Linked DNA regions of Homo sapiens: region 2 is linked to region 1. Evidence: read pairs that join two places in POLR2A ChIA-PET (ENCODE). Cell type or tissue: MCF 10A. All regions are shown on one strand. Links, peaks and the distances in the headings refer to the core of each region. The heading gives the core; the rest is flanking DNA. Region 1 overlaps ARFGEF3 (ARFGEF family member 3). Region 2 overlaps ARFGEF3 (ARFGEF family member 3).

What was found. Peaks named below come from ENCODE experiments on the same cell type or tissue, not always from the same donor. Only the 100,000 strongest peaks of a DNase experiment are listed, where the experiment ranks them.
Region 2: POLR2A ChIA-PET joins it to region 1 with 6 read pairs; 3 of 35 experiments call an interaction of 5 or more read pairs at or near these places.

The regions. Positions count from the first base shown.
Region 1 is chr6:138,244,600-138,256,275 of GRCh38, forward strand. ARFGEF3 (ARFGEF family member 3) reads left to right here. Exons shown (of 34, transcript NM_020340.5): 8 at 914-992; 9 at 9,281-9,385; 10 at 10,837-11,170. Among named protein-coding and RNA genes, the nearest start is that of PBOV1, 32 kb to the left of the region's middle. RefSeq lists an enhancer at 6,621-6,790. In MCF 10A, for the core only: no CTCF peak of the experiment used is centred there; a DNase peak (open chromatin) is centred at 6,512.
Region 2 is chr6:138,192,296-138,203,971 of GRCh38, forward strand. The region is part of intron 2 of ARFGEF3 (ARFGEF family member 3); the gene reads left to right. Among named protein-coding and RNA genes, the nearest start is that of PBOV1, 20 kb to the right of the region's middle. In MCF 10A, for the core only: no CTCF peak of the experiment used is centred there; no DNase peak of the experiment used is centred there.

The sequences.
Region 1 (11,676 bases), core at 2,050-10,049:
AGAACACATTTAGAGGGAAATTTTATTTTTCTGACATTGACTGTTGCTTCAGTATCAACAAAGACCATGTGCCCTGCAGATACTCAACAAATAAAGTAGGTAAAGATTTGGCTAAATTATTTCACCCCATTTTTCTCTGATTTCTTAGTTCCAAAGCCCATCTTTTCCCATGCTACCTTATTTTATCTCTCTGTGATACCATTCTAAACAGCTCAGAAGACCCAGAAATTCAAGGGTCAGAATAAGGAATACACACATAGACCACTGGCCTAAATATTAAGAAAATTCTTGTCCATCAAGATGTTTTTGAAATTACTAAATTTCTCTTTGTTAAGTGTGAGTGATTTTTATTAATAAGAAACAATCTATTTTCTTTCTGGACTATCTTTTGCGTGTTTTGCTTTAGAAAGAATAATTATAAGCCAGGCGCGGTGGTTCATGTCTGTAATCCCAACACTTTGGGAGGCCGAGGTGGGTGGATCACCTGAGGTCAGGAGTTCAAGACTAGCCTGGCCAACATAGTGAAACCTGTCTCGACTAAAAATACAAAAAATTAGCTGGGTGTGGTGGCAGGCGCCTGTAATCCCAGCTACTTAGGAGGCTGAGGCAGGAGAATCACTTGAATTTGGGAGGCGGAGGTTGCAGTGAGCCAAGATTGCGCCACTGCACTCCAGCCTGGGTGACGGAGTGAGGCTCTGTCTCCAAAAAATAAACAAACAAACAAAAGAATAATCACACTTAATTCTTATCATTTCTGTGATCATCACTTTGGTGGCCTAAGGGCTTCTCCACATCTGAAAATCATCTTTTCAGTCTCAAAAACCATCTAAAGTGGAGGATGGGAAGGATGGTTCAGGGAGCTCGTCGTGCCCCCTGTCGATGTCTCATGCCTGTAACCTCCTCTGTTTTGAAGGGTCAACAGTAGAGTCCCTCTGTGATGATGTTGTCTCTGTACTCACCGTCCTGTGTGAGAAGCTGCAAGCCGCCATAAAGTAAGTGCCCTAACCACTGCCGCTTTTCTTTACCAGTGGTCTACTTCTGAAATAACCTTTGTCTGCAGCATCACTTCAAATTATGGATTGTAAGATTATAGGGACAATAGTTTCCCCCCTCCACACCCTAAACGCTGTTATTTACTAAGGAATATATTCTGAAAGTTGGTGCAGTTCAAATAACCAAATACCATTACTAGAGTATATAACTTTCTGATGTGACAATGGGAAGATGATACCTTACAGAGAACAATTGCTTCATGGAGCATGAAGCTGAGTGGGAAGAATCCTGGGCTGAGTGCTGGTTGGTATGAGAGCCAGTCCTGTCTCAGCCAGATCTCAGCTGTGTCCCGGTGCCTGACTCTTCTCATCAAACCATGCTGCCCTTTCTTCCTCTACCAAATGACAGCGTTGGACTGTGCTCTATTTCTTCTAACATTCCAGAGCCTATGAGCTCACACAACTGTCTTTAAAAAGAGCATGTTACTCTTTTACTTTTTTTTGTTTTGTTTTGCGTATCAGCTTAATCAATATCTGAGTTCACTTAGGTGATGCCTGCTGCTCCATCTTTCCGTGCAGTCATTAACAAGACAACCTATGCACCTGTAGTAAAGCCAAATCATAAAACACCAGACTTTCAACATGGGGCGAAAAGTCTCCACCAGCTACATATGCCATGAATTGCAAAATTCTACAACACATTACAATTCTGAAGTGTCCTTTGAATCATGAAAGACATTAAACTATCATTCATTGGTAACTAGGACATCTGATAATGCAGAAAACTCACTTGTTGAATTTTAAATGCAGTAATGAGTTGGGAGAAATAGTCTAGTTGTAGGCAAGAATGAGGACTCTCACTTTGCTGGAAACATTGCAGAAACTCATTTTGTTATTTGTTTTGCTTTTGGTTTCTCAGAAATTTAGGATTTTTTAAAGCTAAACATGGAATTACTCTTAAAAGTTGTTGCCAAATGGTTTCTTCGTCAATTCTTCTGTTGTTCCTGTAAGTCACCTCTATATTTTGACCAAAGTAAGCTCTCTTTATTGAGGCACTTCAAGGCACAAATAGAAAATAAAATAGTGGTACCAGGGTTGGGGTAGGGGAGAGGAAACGGGGAGATATAAGGCAAAGGATTCAAAGTAGCAAATGTGTAGTTGAATAAGTCTAAAGATCAAATGTACAACTTGGGGATTATAGTTATTAATAGTGTATTGTATTCAGGATTTTTGCTAAATGAGTAGCTTACAGCTGCTCTTGCCACTGGGATGTGGATGGGTAGTGGGAGGAAATGAGTAACTGTGTGAGATGATGGATATGTTAATTTGTTTCACTATAGTAACCATTTTACTATATATATAAATCCTATAACATCATGTTGTAAACCTTAAATATGCACAATAAAGTTTATTTTTAAAAATGAAAAAGCCTATATAATACATGGATAGCATAAACCAAAAAGAAATAGCACTTAACTTTTTCCCTACCCCCACCCTCAAATTTCTCCCATCCCTGGACCCTGGCAGGCTAGGCAGACAGCAGGTCTGGGCTTCCCCTTGCTCAGGAGGGCTGAGTCCTACAGCAGATGGATGTAAATAGTTCCTGCTGTACCCTGCTTAGGTGCCCATCTTTCCTGACCATGGCGTGTTGGAACAGTGGAGCTGGCACTCAGATTACCATCCTAACTGAGGGCTCTAGCACCAACTGCAGCGACCCCATCTGTAAGGCCCCTATGCCACCTGCTTTGCTTGGGACAGTCCCAGATTTTACCTGTTGTGTAATAATTATAATTACCCTCCTTCACTCTCAAAGGTGTTCTGGTTTGGATAGGTCATGTGTTCACTCTACCCATCAATGACCAGAGGTCTGATCTGTTCTAGTGCTAAGTCCTCATCCCCGTCCAGTTCCCCTCCATCATAACACAGACAGCTGGTATAGCAGAGTTGGAATATGTTTCTATTGGCATATTTTCTCCTGAGACCCAATCAAGAGTGGTGTTTAATCACTATTGGCTCAACTACATTATCTTTGTTGGATTACCTGGGTTAAAACCCACGCTTTGCCCCTTACTGGCATGTGACTTTGGACAAAGATCTGAACCACCCTAAGTCTGTGTATCCTATAAAATAATTAATAGACTATTTCTTATGATAATTACTATAATATTGTATAGAATATAATATCAGTCATATAAAACGCATTCATGTTTTTGTAAGATTGAGTGAGAAAATTCACTTAAAAGACTGGGAATGCCCATCAGCCAAAGAGCTCCAGGAACACCTGAAGTTAACAGGATTCATTTTAGTAACTTCTTATATGAGGGAGCCTGTCCACCACGGGAAACCACAGGACAGTAAAAGGGTGTTAGGAAGGGTTGTTATAGGATTTTAACATGAGTTAGGTGACTTAGAATGGGTTAAAAATTGAGCGTTCTGTTCAAAGATTGGGTGCTGTCAGAAAGTAGGCGCAATTCTAGCACTGGGCATCTTAAGTTTTTCTAGCAGACAGGATGAACAGATGGGAGCTAGAGTTGTCATAGAAGAAGAAGTGGGAGTCAGTCATAGGGGAGAGGGACATTTGTTCATTTTTGTGGTCATATAGAGCCCTTTTAAAAAAGAAGACCTCTGTTCAGGCATGGCCGCTGATTGGCTTTCATCCTGTTCCAGCGCAGTCATGGTGAGTCCTCATCTGATCTTAACCCTGTGAACTTGTTTGTGTTCACCAGGGGACACCACAGCCTCGCCGGTGGCAGCCAGGTACTTCCAGCTGTCGGGGGTGCTTCTCCCTTACCCCTGCTCCACCCCCAGGTCCTAGCATTGGCAGGGAATAGAACGAAGACCACCAGAACTACAAAAAATATAAAGACTGCATTTGTTACTTCACAAGCAAGGGAAAACTAATTAGCTAAACTTTTTTTCTGAGTAGTTTTCTAAGGGAAAAATCTGGAGTTTTTAAGTGCTAGAAACGTGGGAGAGGCTCATGGTAGTTATGCCAGTTAGTAATTAAAACCTAGCTAGAGGTCAGGAGTTCGAGACCAGCCTGGCCAACATGGTGAAACCCCATCTCTACTAAAAATACAAAAAATTAACCAGGCGTGGTTGCAGGTGCCTGTAATCCCAGCTACTAGGGGGGCTGAGGCAGGAGAATCGCTTGAACCAGGGAGGCAGAGGTTGCATGAGCTGAGACTGCGCCATTGCACTCCAGCCTAGGCAACAAGAGCAAAACTCCGAAATAAATAAATAAATAAAATAAATAAGTCCCCTAGCCAGCAAGATAAGGCAGAATGAGTCTGTAGGCCCAACACGGATAGGCTTAAAACATACCATTGTTCCTTAGTCAGAAAAGAGTCTTAGAGTAGGTCCAGTGAATGCCTGGCATTCTGGGGTTCAAGTTCATGGTTCTTTAAACCTGGATGGTTCCAGCCACCCAGGAACCCCCATCAGCTCCAGGAATCCCTCTCATGTAGTAAATATTTGACATACATTTGCTTTAAACTGGTTTGTTTGCTTTTAGAATAGTTGCTGCTAATTCTAGTCATCACACAGTTAAGAACACTGGGCTGTGTACATCAGAAATTTGACTGTAGATTGTTAGGAAAATGCATTGTACAAACAAACACTGCAAATGCACACACATACATATTAGAAACTAAAGGTTGTAGATTTCAATCAGTCACTGAAAAACAAAGCATTTCTTAACCACATGACTTAAGAATAGGTATTTTGTTTTTGTTTTGTTATTATTATTTTTATTTTTTGAGACAGTCTCACTCTGTCGCCCAGGCTGGAGTGCAGAGGCGTGATCTGGGCTCACTGCAACTTCCACCTCCTGGGTTCAAACAATTCTCCTGCTTCAGCCTCCTGAGTAGCTGGGACTACAGGCATGCGCCACCACACCCAGCTAATTTTTTATATTTTTGGTAGAGGCGAGGTTTCACCATGTTGGCTAGGCTGGTCTCTTGGTGGCTAACTTCTGTAATCCCAGCACTTTGGGAGGCCCAGGTGGGTGGATCACTTGAGGTCAGGAGTTTGAGAATAGGTTTTAAATGGAGAAAAGAATTCATGTGCATATGTTTCTAGGATTTCTCATTGTACATTGGATCAAAGATGGCTTTAGGCATGTTATTTTAGAGCTTAATGATTTTATAGGATTCTCAGTCTTGTTTGATTTTCCAGTACAATTCCCCTGGTCATAGTTCTGCCTCTAGAAATTGATTGCTTTGTATGATTTTGGTATTTGCCATCACGACTCCATTACCCTAAAATGGGGGCCTTTTGCTAAAGATGCTGGGGGCACAGGATGCTTAGCATAGCTGTAAGGGAAGACCTTTATGTCCACCTGGTAAGATAGTCCCGTGCACCAGCTGCTCTCAGTCTGGTGCTTCTGTTCATTCTCCTTGCTAAGTTTTTACTTGTGTACCATTGCTTCTGATTTTACTAACTTAATTCCTTTATTTCTATTAGCTAAACTGGATGCCTCTTCTACTCTCTGAATAGGCGATTCCTCTGAAATCACACCAGAATCAGTATTTACTAACCTCAACAGCCATTTCCAAAATCAGTGCCTCTTAGGGCTTTAGCTCTGTAGGGGTGTGTGTTCATGATATGCTTGGACTCTTGGGAGGATTCAGAAAATGTATTCAGGTACGCAGAACACTCCCTCGCATGCCTTGGAGATGTGGTATTAATAGAATCCTATGTTAGGCAAGTTGAGTTACATGATGCTTTTTAAATCCAAGAATTTCTGGAAGGATAATTGGACTTAGAAAGATACTTACTTATTCTCTGCCTGTTTCCCACCACTCTTTCCCTGCTTCTCTCTCCTCCTAGAACAGAGAATGTTAGAGCGAAACCTATACCAACGCAGGCTTGGAATAGATGGGGCCTGCCAAAGCATTCCCACTGTCTGTCTTAATTCCATTTCACTCCTTACACACTTAATTTCTTCTCTCCTTTCTTTAACTAAATTCAAATCTATTTCTAAGGAAAGCAAAGTCAAAATGGTTCAAAACAAAACTCTAAGAGCTCCAGAGATACAAAACGTGCTAGGCTGCCCTCCCAGTAGCCTTGCCAGGAGGGGTGGCTGCTTTGCCTTCACGGCCTGCGGGTCCACGCCTGAGCGTTGTTCTCCACAGATCGTGCACCTGGGAAGAAGTTCAGTGATGAGCAGAGAATGAGACCAGCAGATACTAAGCCTGCCAACCATGAAATGCTCACAGAAAAGACCAAGAAAAGTGACTTACAGCCCTCCTAAGTAGACAGATTTTTCCCTCATGTGTTTTGAAAGAGTTGGCTGGTTTCTAGGTTACTTTTTGCCTTGTGCATTCTACTTACTTGTTTGTACAAGGACAGCTTTTACACGCATACATGCTGCGTACGTGCGTGTGTGTATCTAGTGGAAGGTGCTTACGTTTTAAACAGCTCCTTTAATGGTGTGACTCATGCATGGGCACGATCATCTGTTTTCCAGACTGCCGCAACCCACGGAAAAGCTGCTGCGTTCAGTCTCCAAGGAGACTCTCAGGCCAGTTACCTTGGCAATGTGTTCCCTGTCAGCGAGTCTGATAACCTGGGGGTTGAAGTATTCACCATGGCACACTTTGCCAATAGCTTGATGACTCATAGCTTTTCTATGGACTTATTTCCAATGATTTCAGAAATTGAGAGTCTTTCCTGTCTATAGTTGTTTTCGTTTTGTGATGCTAGACTGACAGTTTGAAAGAAAAAGAGAAATTTTTGAATTGGAGCATTTCATAATTTTTCTTCTTAATAACAGGTCAAGTGATTGGTCAGAATGATTAACTGAGACTACAGTGAAGGCAATCCTTCCAGAAGTGATTTTTTAAATATGGCTTACAATTGACACCATGGCCCTCTGATTTGTCCTGTCCACTCTCTTCCTCGTAAAGCAAACAAATTGAACATTCTGAAATACAGATCTGGTCATATCACTCTTTTACCTCCAGATAAAGTTCCAGACATCTTAGTGTGGCCTACAGGACCCTTCCTGATCGGGCCTCTGTCCACCTCTTGGGCTGATACCACCCTCACACCCTGTGCTTTAGCCACAAACCTCTCAGCCCAAATCCCTTCCTCCTCCACCCTGATATTTTGTCACACCTTTTCCTCTGCTTCACCATGCCACAGTCTCCTACTTGAACTTTAGGATCTACTAAGACAGCATGTCCTGTGGACATTCTTTCTAAGAAGTTGCTCCTGCCATATGGTCTCATAGAACCTTGCGTTAAGGTATTCATTCACAGCCCTTCCTACCAGTGCTTTATCTACTTGCTTATATGTCTGTCCAGTCCCGTAAGAGTGAAGAAACATGCTGTTTCATGTCAGGAGCTACGTCTTGGTCAAAAGCATAGGGAAGCTTGTAGGACTAGAAGCCTAGAAATGTGAAGTCCTTACCTGGCTCAAGAATGGCTCATCATTTCTTACTCTTCCTCCATCCATCACCTTCCTCTTGGCAAATAGTAATAACTTTTGTGGAGACTCAGCCTTTCCCCATTTCTTCTTCCACCCTCAAAGGGCGTGGTAGACAGAGTATATCCAAATATAAGTGGCATTCCCTTCTACAGAATAATAACATTATTTAATCACTATACAGCTTTCTTTGGACAAGGGAGATTTTAGAATATGGGTCAGGAACCTTTTTCTATAAAGGGCTACAAACTGTCTCTTTGTTTTTGTTTAGTTCTATAAACCTTAAAAGAAAATAAAAACAGTATTTTTAGTGGACAGACCATGGAAGAATTTTGACAAAGGGCTTTAGAGCATAATATCAATGTCAGTGTATTTAATGGCACATAAATACTAATATCAATGTCAGTGTATTAAATGGCACATAAAGGACTCCACCCCCTCACTATCCTCTGTCTTACAATTGTGTGGTCTTTCTCAATTTGGCAGTTGTGTGGATGTAACCTCTGGCCTTAGCACTGTCTACTGTTAACTTTTCTTTACTTCCTTCCTATCTCTTCAAGTTTCTAGTTGGCCTGCATGAGCCTTTCTGTTCCTTCCACCCCCTTCTCCTGGGGGTAATTTGAACTGTTAAAGACACTAGACTTCCTGACTTCCTTTGGACATTTATTTTAAATTAGGAGAAAGAGACATAACCAAAAATTATTTTTATAAGCAAGTTTTTCCTTTTTCTGAGTATTCCCATCCCACATTACTGAGTGAACTCTCTAAAAAAGGATTTATTATATATTTGCAATAAACATGTCCCTGAAAATTAAATTCTTCCTTAGCCCTATCTGTCACTCTTGTCACCTGCCTGGATTTTAATACTTTCTGGTAGGCTGGGCAGAGAAGTTAATCTGGATATTAGGAATGTGTTCCCCATAAAGCTGTCTGTTCTCTTCATCTGGCTCTGTTCCTCTATGAGGAACCCCATAATGATAACTTGGACACAAAATAATTTCTCCACTGAAAAATCATGTTTCCTCAGTAAAGAAGAAAAGTCTAATGCAAGTTCACAAAGTGTTCACCAATGAAAAGATAATGTGGTAAATGGTCTCTTGAAAGGTTTAGATAATATAAAAATTAGCATTTCTGCCATAAACTATGGACTTTAGTTAATATATCAATTTTTTATTAATTGTGGCAAGTGTACTATACCAATGTAAGATTTAACAATAGGTTCAATATGATAAATGTTTCATGGTCAGTTTTTCTATAAATCTCCAAGTGCTCTAAAAAGTAAAGTTTATTAGTTAAAAAAAAAAAATCACCCCAACTGTATTATCTTGCTGAGGCTGCTGTAACAAAGTGCCATAAACTGAGTACCTTAAACAAGAGTTTATTGTATTACAGTTCTGGAGCCTGTACATTCAAGATCAAGGCGTCAGTGGGGTTGGTTCCTCCTGAGAGGTGAGAGAGAAGGATCTCCTCAGGCTTCTCTCCGCGCCTTGTAGATGGCTGTCTTCTCCCCGTGTCTCTTCACACTGTCTTCCCTCAGTGAATGTCTCTGTGTCCAAATTTCCATTTCTTTAAGGACAGAGTCATGTTGGATTAGCATCCCCCCTAGTGAACTGAGTCTGACTTGATCACCTCTGCAAGGACCTATCTCCAAATAAAGTCACATTCGGAGGTGCTGGAGATTAGGACTCCAACCTATGAATTTGGGGAGAGAGACACAGTTCAACCCATAACACTAACCGTCCCCCTAAAACTAGCACTTTAGTAACGCCTACCATTTTTCCGAGCGTGTTTCCACACATCACCTCTTTAATTTTGCCTTGTCTTTTGTCTGCATTTGTGTCGGTTCTGCTCTTCTGCAGTGACAGCCAGCAGCTGCAGCTTCTCTACCTGGAGTGCATCCTGTCTGTGCTCAGCAGCTCCTCCTCCTCCATGCACCTGCACAGGCGCTTCACGGACCTGATCTGGTGAGCACCCACTCCTGACGCCCCGACGCTGATGCCAACCCAAGGGCTGCTGCTGACTGTGTCTCTGGGTCCCTCTCCATGAAGTCCATGACCCACCAGTAGTAGTTTCATCTGTGCGTAAATGTCTTAGAGGGAAAGCAGGGAAATTGTGGCCAGGTGCAGTTGTTCACACCTGTAATCTCCGCACTTTGGGAGGCCGAGGCAGGCATATTGCTTGAGGCCAGGAGCTCGAGACCAGCCTGGGCAACATGATGAAACCTCGTCTCTCCTAAAAATACAAAAATAGCTGGGCATGGCAGTTGTGGGCACCTGTAATCCCAGCTTCTTGGAAGGCAGAGGCATGAGAATTGCTTCAACCTGAGAGGTGAAGGTTGCAGCGAGCGGAGATAAAGCCACTGCACTCCAGCCTGGGTGACAGAGCAAGACTCTGTCCCAAAAAAAAAAAAAAATTAAATAATAATAATAATAATAGGCCGGGCCCAATGGCTCACGCTCCCTGCACTTTGGGAGACCTAGGTGGGCGGATCACAAGGTCAGGAGTTCAAGACTAGCCTGGCCAACACAGTGAAACCCTGTCTCTGCTAAAAATACAAAAATTAGCTGGGCATGGTGGCGGGTGCCTGTAATCCCAGCTACTCGGGAGGCTGAGGCAGGAGAATCACTTGAACCCGGGAGGCGGAGGTTGCAGTGAGCCGAGATCGTGCCTGGGCAACAGAGCTAGACTCTGTCTCAAAAATATATAATAATAATAAAGCAGATAAATTGCTTTGTTGACATCCATCAGACCAAACTCCGCAGAAAAACTGATGATGATTATGGCAGAATATGCTTCCAGGGCCGTCTTTGGTTTATATCATAGGATCATGAGAGACCAGAACCAGAAAATTTTTCTGTGTTTTCAGCTCGTTCAAAAAGCATGTAACTTATGCAGGGGGCAAGAGATACTGAGCTTTACTCCTAGCCCTAGCTCCATCTCAACACGAATACCAGTCTCTTAATCATAGTCAGAGATTCCCAGAAGTGACAGGCCCCACAGGCAGCCAGCTGGTTGTTCTGGGTCCCTGGGCTTATCGACAGGAAGGAAGCCAAATGATAGGTGTCAGTATGGAATTTGCAATTAACTTCTCAAATGAGAAATCATTTTGTTATTTGTAGTAATATGAAACTTTATAACAGCCATTTAGCATTTTGAGTCCATTTCTTCACTTATGATGGTTTCTTAATGCTTCTCTTATATTTTATTTCATTCATGCTAGCTCAATTTATGAGGAAAAGTATTGTTGAAATACCTAGAAATGTTAAAGAGACTTAGAAAACAGGCAAAATGTAGCCAAAAGAAGAAGAAGTAAAGAGCCGCACTCTTGTCATTTCTATGGCATCTGTTTACTCGCAGAGTAAATTTTATCATTTGGCTCGTGGGGAAAGTTACTTTTCTCACCATCTCTTCCCAGGAAAAACCTCTGCCCTGCTCTCATCGTGATCTTGGGGAATCCAATTCATGACAAAACCATCACCTCTGCTCACACCAGCAGCACCAGTACCAGCCTGGAGTCGGACTCTGCGTCTCCGGGAGTGTCTGACCACGGCCGAGGATCAGGCTGCTCCTGCACTGCGCCGGCCCTGAGCGGACCTGTGGCTCGGACTATCTATTACATCGCAGCCGAGCTGGTCCGGCTGGTGGGGTCTGTGGACTCCATGAAGCCCGTGCTCCAGTCCCTCTACCACCGAGTGCTGCTCTACCCCCCACCCCAGCACCGGGTGGAAGCCATCAAAATAATGAAAGAGGTGAGGAGGCACTGGAGATCGCCACCAGGTTTACAAGGGGGCCTGACCAGCGTTTCGCATACAAGAAGCGCTCAGAAAAGGCTTGCCAATCACTTGCCGGAACTTCATTACTGCCTCATGGTGTCCAGTAGCGAATGCTGTCTCTAGAGTCAGTGCGTGTGTACATGTATTGCGAGCTGGGGTAGGAGGGGTCAGTGATGCCCACTGATGCAAAACCGTTTGAGAATCGAGCTAGTGCTTGTTAAGACTCTGTTAGATGTGCACCAGACCAGGCCCATGCTGAGATTTCATTCTTCTACCTTACGTGCTGTTTGTGCAGATATATGTGTTTATTCGCCTTTGCCAACATTAGATTTCAAAATGATTTTATACTCAGGTTGCACATTATCCAACAAAAGAGCTCTGCCAGTCTCTGATTGCTAAGAGGAATCCCTTTGTCCCATTCTTTTGCCTCATTTCTCCCAAATGTCATGACCCCAGCAAGAACATACAGGTTGTCCAGATTG
Region 2 (11,676 bases), core at 1,661-9,660, 53 kb before region 1:
CTGGCTAACATGACGAAACATCGTCTACTAAAAATACAAAAATTTGCCAAGTATGATGGCAGGCACCTGTAATCCCAGCTACTTGGGAGGCTGAGGCAGGAGAATAGCTTGAACCCGGGAGGTGGAGGTTGCAGTGAGCCAAGATCGCACCATTGCACTCCAGCCTGGGCAACAGAGCAAAAACTCTGTCTCAAAAAAAAACTAACCAAACAAACTCAGCTATGAGGTCTCTTCCCTGGCTCTATCTTTCAGAAGGCAAATGGTGCCACAAGTGTGTGCATCCCTAGGCCTAAGGGCTGGCCATGAAGCAGTTAACTGCAGTGATTGTGGGTTGGGATTGGTCTGCAGGCTGAGGTGTCCATGTTGCTGAGACCCCTTGCAGGACAAGACAGAGCTGGGGCGCTCCAGAGCACTGTAAATGTTAGGCTGGCCCTGGGCAGTCAGGACTTTGACTAACATAGCTTCTTATCAGATCATTCTAACACTGCTTGAGATAGGTAATATTAGTTCCATATTTTTAGATGAAGAAAGTAAGGGTTGAAGAGGTGAAATGCTTAGCACACAGGTTGCCATTGTCAGGGCCTGAATTTGACCAAGAGTAGTTTGACTCCAAACATTTTTTTTTTATGATAGTCTGTTTTCTATCCATTTGCTACATTGTAGCCAGAGTTCCATTTGGTAGAAAATGTCTAAGATTACATTATTCCTTTGATTAAAAATCTTTCATTAGCTCCTCATTTTCAACTGGCTAAAGGTTAGTTTCTCTGAATGGTATGCAAGACCCTTCAAAAGCTGGCTCAAAGCTCCTTTGTGAAATCATTTCACACCAGTCTTCCCACTGTGACTTCCCTATCAGGTCACAATGGGACTTTGGCTGCTCCACGAACCCCCTCTGTACCTTTGCATTTACAATCTCATTTGGGAATGTCCTTTTCTTCTTCACTGAGCTGACCAAGTTCCATTGTCTCCTGCAGTTCAAGGCCTAATGAGTATCACCTTTTTATGAAGACACTTGCATTTTTCTAGACAAAATCTCTCCCACTCTCATTATACTTCTATAGTTGGTTGTGTATACCTTCATACAAGTGTCATTACCTTGTACCTATGTTTCCATATTATCACATGTCTGTTACTTCCTCTAGACTATGGGTTCCATATAGGCAGGAACCGTGTGTCTCATTCATCGTTATGTGTCTAACATTTCACACAGCGCCTGGACATGTAGTAGGCTAAATAAATATTTATTAAAGAAATGCTCTATTTATTACTAAAACTCTTATGTACTTCTCACAAATGGATTATTAGTCATTTAGGAATGCCAATTTTAGTTCTGACTGTTGTGTTAACTGGTAATGGATTGGTTTCATAAGGCATTTTGACACCATACCTGGAAATTTTTATTTCCTAGAAAACTGTTACTTTAGTTGACCATTTTGCAGTCATGGTACTTAATTTATAAGAAATTATAATACATCTATTTATACATTATTTGTGAGCTTTAATAGGCCAGTGAGTCTTGAAGAGAATATGAAGTCAGTCTTTTTTTCTCAAAATTATTAGTTTTGTTTTGCTTTTAAGTTACCTGTCTTTTGTAGCATAGATGTTTCTGAAAGATATTTATGCCATAGAGTTGTCATTTTTTTAAGAGGTAGCTCTACAGTTGCATAAGGTTATCAGCATATAAAAAAGACGATGGAGCCGGACGCGGTGGCTCACGCCTGTAATCCCAGTATTTTGGGAAGTGGGTGGATCACCTGAGGTCAGGAGTTCGAGACCAGCCTGAACAACATGATGAAACCCCGTCTCTACTAAAAATACAGAAATTAGCCAGGCGTGGTGGCGGGCGCCTGTAATCCCAGCTACTCAGGAGGCTGAGGCAGGAGAATCACTTGAACCCAGGAGGCAGAGGTTGCGGTGAGCCAAGATCATGCTACTGCACTCCAGCCTGGGTGACAGAGCAAGACTCCGTCTCCAAAAAAAAAAAAAAAAAAGATAGTGATGGTATTTTCCCACTACTTTTCTCTTGTTCCATAAAATTAAAGTGTTTGTGTTAGGAACCTGCTGCTGCTGCTGTTTGCATTTGCCACTCCTTGGCGGAAGGGCGCTGCTCCTGCTGGAGATTCCGGGCAGGGTGCTAACTCCAGATTGCCAGCTGGAGCATTTTCATCATGAAAAAAATCATTAAGTAACAAAATGCATGTGTTCTGTGATCCAGGGCAGGGCAGAGCAATTTCCATAGGCATGTTTCATACTGTCAGTATATCCACACTCTAAGGCTGAAAGCTTGATTGTAGGAAAACATGTCACAGAAAGGAAAGAAGCAAGGTTAAGTAGACTGATTTTAAATGACGTATTTGGCTAAGGTAACTGTATTTTAGGATCACAAGCCTCACTTCAGTCAAGAAGGCTTTAGGGAGAGGAAACAATTCAGGAAATGTTTGAAAGATGGTAAGGACATTTCTCTAGGGAGAAGAAAAAGAGAAGCTATTCCAGGAATATTGCTCAGTTATTGATAAATTGGAAAGGGTGGTGACTGGATAGAGGAGATGAAGTTAGCATGGAGGAATTCAGGAAGGATGACATTGAGGCCATTAAGGGAAACAGGCATTCAGTGTTCAGGCCATAAAGCTTTGAAGGAAAGGTAGAGCATGTGCATGTACTTGTAGGCTCAAACTAACTTCACCTTTTCCCTAATTTTTTTTTTTTTTTTTTTTTTTTTTTTTTTGAGATGGAGTCTCACTCTGTCTCCCAGGCTGGAGTGCAGTGGCGTGATCTCGGCTTACTGCAACCTCTGCCTCCCAGGTTCAAGCGATGTTTCTGCCTCAGCCTCCCGAGTAGCTGGGACTACAGGTGCACACCACCACATGCAGCCAATTTTTGTATTTTTTAGTAGAGATGGGGTCTCACCATGTTGACCAGGCTGGTCTTGAACTCCTGACCTCAGATGATCTGCCCTCCTCGGCCTCCCAAAGTGCCAGGATTACAGGTGTGAGCCACCGCACCTGGCAACCTTTTTCCTAATTCTGAAGGTAACATGTTTTATTCTTGAAGATATTTAAAATGTAGAAACATGTAAATAATAAAACCAAAATCATCCACATTCCCAAAAGGCAAAGTGTTGGGGGAAAGTTCTTTCCAATCTCTCCCCCTCTCCTCTGCCTATGCTGTATGTGTGTGCAAGGTTTTATTCAAGAGGACAACCATGTACGGTATATAATCTGCATGATAGTCTCATATTTTTGTATAACATTTTCAAAGTATTTTCCTGTGTCAAAAAAACTTTAGAATACTTTTAGTGATTATGTATTATTCTGTTCTATAGATGTACTGTGATTTGTTTAACCTCAGTTACATTATACATAAAGATACAGTAAACATCTTTACATAGAAAACTTTGCTATTATCTGTGACTATTTTCTTAGAAAAGGCTCCTAGAAGAGGAAACCCTAGTTCAAGGCATACCAATATTTTAATTTCTTTATATATATTGACAAAGAGCTTCTTACGAAAACCTTAAAGAGCAGACGCTTTCCACGGTGCCATGAGAAGTGGCTGTGTGAGGAATTAAGTGTGTCTGTGGGGCTGAGGAGCAGCTTACAGCATTTCACGGCAGGAAGTTGTAAAATTGACATGTGGGAGATAATGTGAGGAAATGTTAAAATGGATTGACAATGGACAGAAAGAAAGGAGTGTCTTGGTAAAAAAAAAAAAAAAGAAAAGAAAAAAAAAGATCTTCACTGGCTTGCTGTATGTAAAATGTTTAACCTCATTCTTGGAATGTAGTTTGAGATTGACAAATGGTAACCATTAAGGTCTCATGTGCTAAGGCATGAGCTCAGGGGTCTGGTGCCTGCCCTGCCTCTTGTCCAGGAGTGATTTTTTTCTCTTTCCCTCTGTCCCTCATCAGTAAATGCCAATAATACAGTCATGCATGACTTAATGATGGGGATAGGTCCTAAGAAATATGTCATTAGGCAAGTTCATTATTATGCAAACATCATAGAGTGTGCTTACACAAACCTAGATGATACAGTCTACTATACACCTAGGCTGTAGGCCTATTGCTCCCAGGCAACCTGTACAGCATGTTACTGCATGAATACTGTAGGCAGTTGTAACACAATGGAAAGTGTTTGTGTAACTAAACATAGAAAAGGTACAGTAAAAATGAAATACGGAAGATAAAAAATGGTACACCTGTATAGGGCACTTATGAATAGAGTTTGCAGGACTGGACGTTGCTCTGGGTGAGTCCGTGAGAGAGCAGTGAGTGAATGGGAATGCTGAGGACATTATTGTACACTGCTCTAGCCTTTATAAACACTGTACACTTAGGCTACACTAAATTTATTTTTAAAATGTTGTTTCTTCAATAGTAAGTTAACTGTGGCTTACTGTGACTTTTTTGATCCTTTAAACTTTTTAATTTTTTAACTTTTTGATTCTTTGAAGTAACACTTTGCTTAAGACACAGATTGTCAGTTGTACAAAAATACTTTATATCCTTATTCTATAAGCTTTATTTTCTTTTTCTTTTTATTTATTTATTTATTTTGAGACGGAGTTTCGCTCTTGTGGCCCAGGCTGGAGTGCAGTGGTGTGATCTCGGCTCACCGCAACCTCCGCCTCCCGGGTTCAAACGATTCTCCTGCCTCAGCCTCCCAAGTAGCTGGGATTACTGGCAGGCACCACCACGCCCGGCTAATTTTGTATTTTTAGTAGAGATGGGGTTTCTCCATGTTGGTCAGACTGGTCTCAAACTCCTGACCTCAGGTGATCCACCTGCCTCAGCCTCCCAAAGTGCTGGGATTACAGGCATGAGCCGCCATGCCCGGCCTTTAAGCTTTATTTTTTAATTTTTAAACTTTTTGTTAAGAACCAGGACACAAACACACATTAGCCTAGACCTACACAGGGTCAGGATCATCAATGTCACTGTCTTCCACCTCCATATCTTGTCCCACTGGAAGGTCTTCAGGGTCAGTAAAATGCATGGAGCTGTCATCTCCTATGATACCAATGGCTTCTTCTGGAATGCCTCCTGAAGGACCTGCCTGAGGCTGTTTTACAGTTAACTTTTTTCTTTATAAGTAGAAGGAGTATGCTCTAAAATAATGATAAGAATATAGAAAATACATAAATGAGTAACATGGTTGTTTATTATTATCAAATGTGATGTACTGTACCTAATTGTATGTGCTATGCTTTTATACAACTGGCGGCACAGTTGATTTGTTTACACTGGCATCACCACAAACATGTGAGTATAGTGTTGCATGATGTTAGGACAGCTATGATAGGAAATTTCCCAGGTGATAGGAAATTTTTAACTCCATGATCATCTTATGGGACCACCGTGGTCCGTCATTGACGGAAACACCATTGTGCGGCACATGACTGTATTTGTCCATCCTTATTGAGTGGTTGTGAGAGTTGTTGGGATCAAGTGCCTGAGCTCTCAGCACGGTGACTGGCATGCTGGAGGTTTTAATGATGGCACTTCCGTGACTCAACTGCCACTCTCCTTACATCAGTCAAGCTTAAGAAGTATTTTCTTCAGATTATGCAAGTATACTCTAGAGTTATTGTATTAAAATCGGTACAAATGGAAAGTATAAAAAAAGAAAAAATTCTCCCATGCCACTATCTGGAAATACCCACTGCCAACATTGAGCTGAGCTCTTTCTTAACTAATGCCCTAATTGATTTGCATTGGTGTATATTTATGTTTGTTTTTCTGCTTGTTTGGATTTTTCTTATATACATGTGTGCTTTTTATGAGAAAATCATGGACAATAAAAGTTGATGTCTTGAGGTAAAGTATAGGCATAACCATTTTATATTATTTAGAATTATTTCTACTAGATTGAATCATGAAATTGCCAATATTCAACCTCTTCTGACCTACACAAATGCCAATTTCATATGCTCAACTTAATAATTGCAATAGGCTTGCTAAAAAACCTTGAAAGCCTGCAGGAGAAAAGGGATTTTGTGTTCACAGCTATATCCCTAGGGCCTGAAACAGTGCCTGATGGGTGAATCCAATCTTTGTTTTGAAATAGAAAAGCATTGATACTGATAAAAATAATTTCATTAAAATAGAAATGAAATGGAAACATTTTAACTGCACTGTAGAGAAAATCAATTAAGGAACCAATTTAGTTCCAGTTGGCTCAATGGAATTGGCCCTGGCAAAAGCTTAATCAATGAAAATTCATCAATGTTGGTGTAAACTGTTTAAATGTAAAGGACCCATATTCATTAACATGAATAATAACAACTTGAGTGTCACCACAGTGAGGGTAGAAACCTTTCATATGCAAATTAGGAAACGGCATGACTACCAGGAAAGGTGCTGGCTGTGGCTTGAACTCAGCAGCTAGTTCCAAAGCCAGATTTTTTTCCACATATCCAAACTGCCTACACCTTCTCATAACTACACACCAACTGTCAACATAATGCATTGCTTCATGAATTATCACTCGAAATAAGAAAGTTCACATTATTTGTTTGATGCCTGTCCCCATTCTTAACATAGTGGACCTTTGAATTACCACTTTAAAGCAGTGTGCCCTACGCATAGTTGGTGGGAGCTGACTCTCCGTGTAGACGTTATGGCGTAGGCTTGAGGACATAGATTTTCAAAACAAATTGGCCTAGCCTAGGCATGGCAGCACATGCCTGTAATCCCAGCACTTTGGAAGGCTGAGGTGGGAAGATCATTTGAGGCCAGGAGTTTGAGACCAGCCTGGGCAACATAGTGAAACCCTGTGTCTATTTAATATTTTTTTAAAAGAAAAGAGATGGTCTAAGTCTGCATCACACTCTGTCATTTGCAAACGTATGACCTTGTACAAGTAACCTAATCTCTCTTAGTTTCAGTTTGGTTGAAAATTAAATGTCTACCTTCAAAAGTTATAATTAAATAGTAAATAGGGACATGTGTAGCATGTTACTTTGTAAGCCACATCTAAGCCATTTCAACCAGACCTATGATTATGATGTGAAGAAATTCAGACAGTTATTTGATAAATGGCTTAGATCACAGAATCCTAGAATTTTAGAGTATAAGCAGACCTCAGAAATGTAAGATATCTTTGTGCCTCTTCTCACCCAGAGCATCAAAGAGGAATCAGCCTAACATTCAGGAATGTATTTGGGGTTACTTAAAGTTCGCATTTTCCCAATATTGATTCTACCCATCCATGAGCATGGGATGTGTTTCCATTTGTTTGTGTCGTCTATGATTTCTTTCAGTAGTGTTTTGTAGTTTCCCTTGTAGAGATCTTTCAACTCCTTTGTTAGGTATATTCCTAAATATTTTATTTTTTTGCAGCTATTTTAAAAAGGATTGAGTTCTTGATTTGATTCTCCACTTGGTCACTGTTGGTTTATAGAAGAGCTACTGATTTGTGTACATTAATCTTTTATCCAGAAACTTTGCTGAATTCTTTTATCAGTTCTAGGAGCTTTCTGGAGGAGTCCTTAGGGTTTTCGAGGTAAACGATCATACCATCAGCAAACAGGGACAGTTTGACTTCCTCTTTACTGATTTGGACGCCCTTTATTTCTTCCTCTTGTCTGATAGCTCTGGCTAGGATTTCCAGTACTATGTTGAAGAGGAGTGGTGAGAGTGGGCATCCTTATCTTGTTCCAGCTCTCAGAGGGAATGCTTTCAACTTTTAGCCATTCAGCATTATGTTGGCTGTGAGTTTGTCATAGATGGCTTTTATTACATTAAGGTATGTCCCCTGTATGCCAATTTTGCTGAGGGTTTTAATCATAAAGGGATGCTGGATTTTGTCAAATGCTTTTTCTGCATCTATTGAGATGATCATGTGATTTTTGTTTTTAATTCTGTTTATATGGTATATCACATTTATTGATTTGCATGTGTTAAATCATCCCTGTATCCCTGGTATGAAACCCACTTGATCATGACCATGCTGCCAAAAACAATCTATAAATTCAACACAATCCCCATAAAAACACCACCATCATTCTTCACAGAGTTACAAGAAACAATTCTAAAATTCATATGGAACCAAAAAAGAGCCCGCATAGCCAAAGCAACACTAAGCAAAAAGAACAAATCTGGAGGCATCACACTACCTGATTTCAAACTATACTATAAGGCCATAGTCACTAAAACAGTGTGGTACTGGTATAAAAATAGGCACATAGACCAATGGAACAGAATAGAGAACCCAGAAATAAACCCAAGTACTTGCAGCCAACTGATCTTCAACAAAGCAAACAAAAACATAAAGTGGGGAAAGGACACCCTTTTCAACAAATGGTGCTGGGATAATTGGCTAGCCACATGTAGGAGAATGAAACTGGATCCTCATCTCTCACCTTATACAAAAATCAACTCAAGATAGATTAAGGACTTAAACCTAAGACCTGAAACTATAAAAATTCTAGAAGATAACATTGGAAAAACCCTTCTAGACATAGGCTTAGGCAAGGATTTCATGACCAAAAACCCAAAAGCAAATGCAATAAAAACAAAGAAAAATAGCTGGGACCTAATTAAACTAAAGAGCTTTTGCATGGCAAAAGGAATAGTCAGCAGAGTAAACAGACAACCCACAGAGTGGGAGAAAATCTTCACAATCTATACATCTGACAAAGGACTAATATCCAGAATCTACAATGAACTCAAACAAATCAGTAAGAAAAAAACAATCCCATGAAAAAGTGGGCTAAGGACATGAATAGACAGTTCTCAAAAGAAGACATACAAATGGCCGACAAACATACAAAAAAATGCTCACCATCACTAATCAAGGAAATGCAAATCAAAACCACATTGCAATACCACCTTACTCCTGCAAGAATGGCCATAATCAAAAAATTTTAAAAAGTAGATGTTTTTTGTGGATGTGGTTATCAGGGAACACTTCTACACTGCTGGTGGGAATGTAAACTCGTACAGCCACTATGGAAAACAGTGTGGATATTCCTTGAGGAACTAAAAGTAGATCTATCATTTGATCCAGCAATCCCACTACTGGATATCTACTCAGAGGAAAAGAAGTCATTATTCAGAAAAGATACTTGCACACACATGTTTATAGCACCACAATTCACAATTGCAAAATCGTGGAACCAACTCAAATGCCCATCAGTCAATGAGTGGATAAAGAAACTGTGGTATATACATACAATGGAATACTACTCAGACATAAAAAGGAATGAATTAACAGCATTTGCAATGACCTGGATAAGATTGGAGACTATTATTCTAAGTGAAGTAACTCAGGAATGGAAAACCACACATCGTATGTTCCCACTGATATGTGGGAGCTAAGCTATGAAGACGCAAAGGCATAAGAATGATACAATGGGCTTTTTGGGGACTTGAGGGGAAGAGTGGAAGGGGGTCGAGGGATAAAAGACAACAAATATGGTGCAGTGTATACTGCTGGGGTGATGGGTGCACCAGGATCTCACAAATCACCGCTAAAGAACTTGCTCTTGTAACCCAATACCACCTGTACCCCAATAACTTACGAACAAATTTTTTTTTAAAAAGTTCACATTGGTGCTTGTATTGAAAGATAATTATTGGTAAATCCTAACTCTTCCTTTGTTCCCTATTTTAATTTCCCTTTGTCCATTGTTACCTGTTAGCCTAATAAAGCTGGTCTGTTAACCATGACTATGCAGTTAAGGAAATAGGTTCAGTCTCCTTGACATGACCAGATGCAGCATCACAGTGCGGATGATGCCTTCCTCATGCATATGCAGCACTGCTAATTATTCTTCTTTAAGAAATAATGGCATGTCAGGACATGAAACCTGGGGGCCACTGCCTTTATTTAGTTAGGCAAGAATAAATTTGCACGTGCCTGTGCATAAAAAATAATCGCCTAATGTAATCGAATGTTGGTTTTTGCTATGCCCTTTTCCCAATGAGGCAGCATCTAGAAAGATCAAAAGATGATTTATTCCAGTACAGTGTGTGCAAAGGGGATTGAGTGTGTGCCATGTTGCATTTTCATTATAAATTTCGTCCTGAGACCCAATTAACAGGCCTGTTTTCTCTTTCATTAAAATCACTTTTAGAAAAAAAATGAAGGTAGGAGGGTTTTTATGATATCACAGAGCAAGCAGCAAAATTAGTTATGCCCCATGAATTTCCTTCTTTTGCATATGGGTTCATTTCCAATTGAAGTCAGGGTCTGAGGCTTGTGATACTACTCTAGGGGCTGCTGGGTCTGAGGGGATGAGAGGCCTTGGATACAGATTATTATGGCCCTGCTGCCAACCATGTTACTACTACAGTAAACTGTTTTCATTCACGTTGATTTTTGTTAGCTGTTTAAGAGCATTAGACTGGTGGGTACACTTTTGTTCTTACTAGTATTTACTAGCAAAAAAAAAAAAAAACCCTGTTTTTAAGCATTTCATTTTAAGTAAATATCTGTTTTGTTGTTGCAGATACGGTCAGAAGCAACTACTTTGCAATAAATAGCACTATTGACGTAGACATTTTCTTAAAATATTGGTCCTCAATTTCAACAATAGAATTTTATTTACTATAAAATTATAGTAGCCTACACATACACCTACACACACACACACATGCACACACACCCACACACACACACACACATAGCTACCCAGGGCTCAGTGTAGCATCTCTTCAAAGGCAGTCCTAGCAGAACCCCAGCCAGGTTACACTGCCCTCTTCTCTGATACAGACCTTGAATGTTGAGCAGAGCTCTTTACCCTAAGGATAGGGACTCCTAACTTGGGATCCATGTAGAGTCGAGGTTTGGGGACCTGTGGATTCCCTGAAATGATAGGCACCCTCCTCTAGGAAGAGGGTCCTTTGCCAGATTGTGTGTATGTGTGTGTGTGTGTGTGTTTAAGAACTAAAATGGGTTAAGAAGCACATCTATTCTAGTTTTGCTCTGATCTTATGAGACCAAAGGAGGTTGGAAGGAACTTGGTCTTGGGAGTCAGATGAATTTGGGTTTGAGTTGTCTCCAACACATTTTAACTGTGTGGCCTTGGGCAGGCTACAAAACCTTTCTGAACCTCAATTTTCTCAAATTTAGAATAAGGGCAAGAAGGTTGTAGTGAAAGTTAAGATGAGATAAATAATAAGTGCTAATCTTCATTTTTCTTTCTTTGTCCCATGAATACTAATGAAAGCAGGTGCCTGTTGTGACCTGTTCTTGCTGGCTCTTCCCTAGCTCTCAGCATGCTGCCTGGCACACAGGAGGCACTCAAATATTGAATGGATGATCGGATGGATGGTTGAATGATGGAGTGCCTTGGTTTAATATCCAGATGAAATCTTTGTCTATAGTGATATTTCCCCAAATCATTTATCTTCTTTTTTTTTAAGACCAAGTCTCACTCTGTTGCCAGGCTGGAGTGCAGTGGCACGATCTTGGCTCACTGCAACGCCTGCCTCCCAGGTTCAATGATTCTCCTGCCTCAGCCTCTTGAGTAGCTGGGACTACAGGCCCACGCCACCATGCCCAGCTGATTTTTTTGCATTTTTAGTAGAGACGGGGTTTCACCATGTTGGCTAGGATGGTCTCTATTGCTTGACTTCGTGATCCGCCCTCCTTGGACTCCCAAAATGCTGGGATTACAGGTGTGAGCCACCATACCCGGCCAATGCATTTATTTTCTAAGGGAGATCTTGAT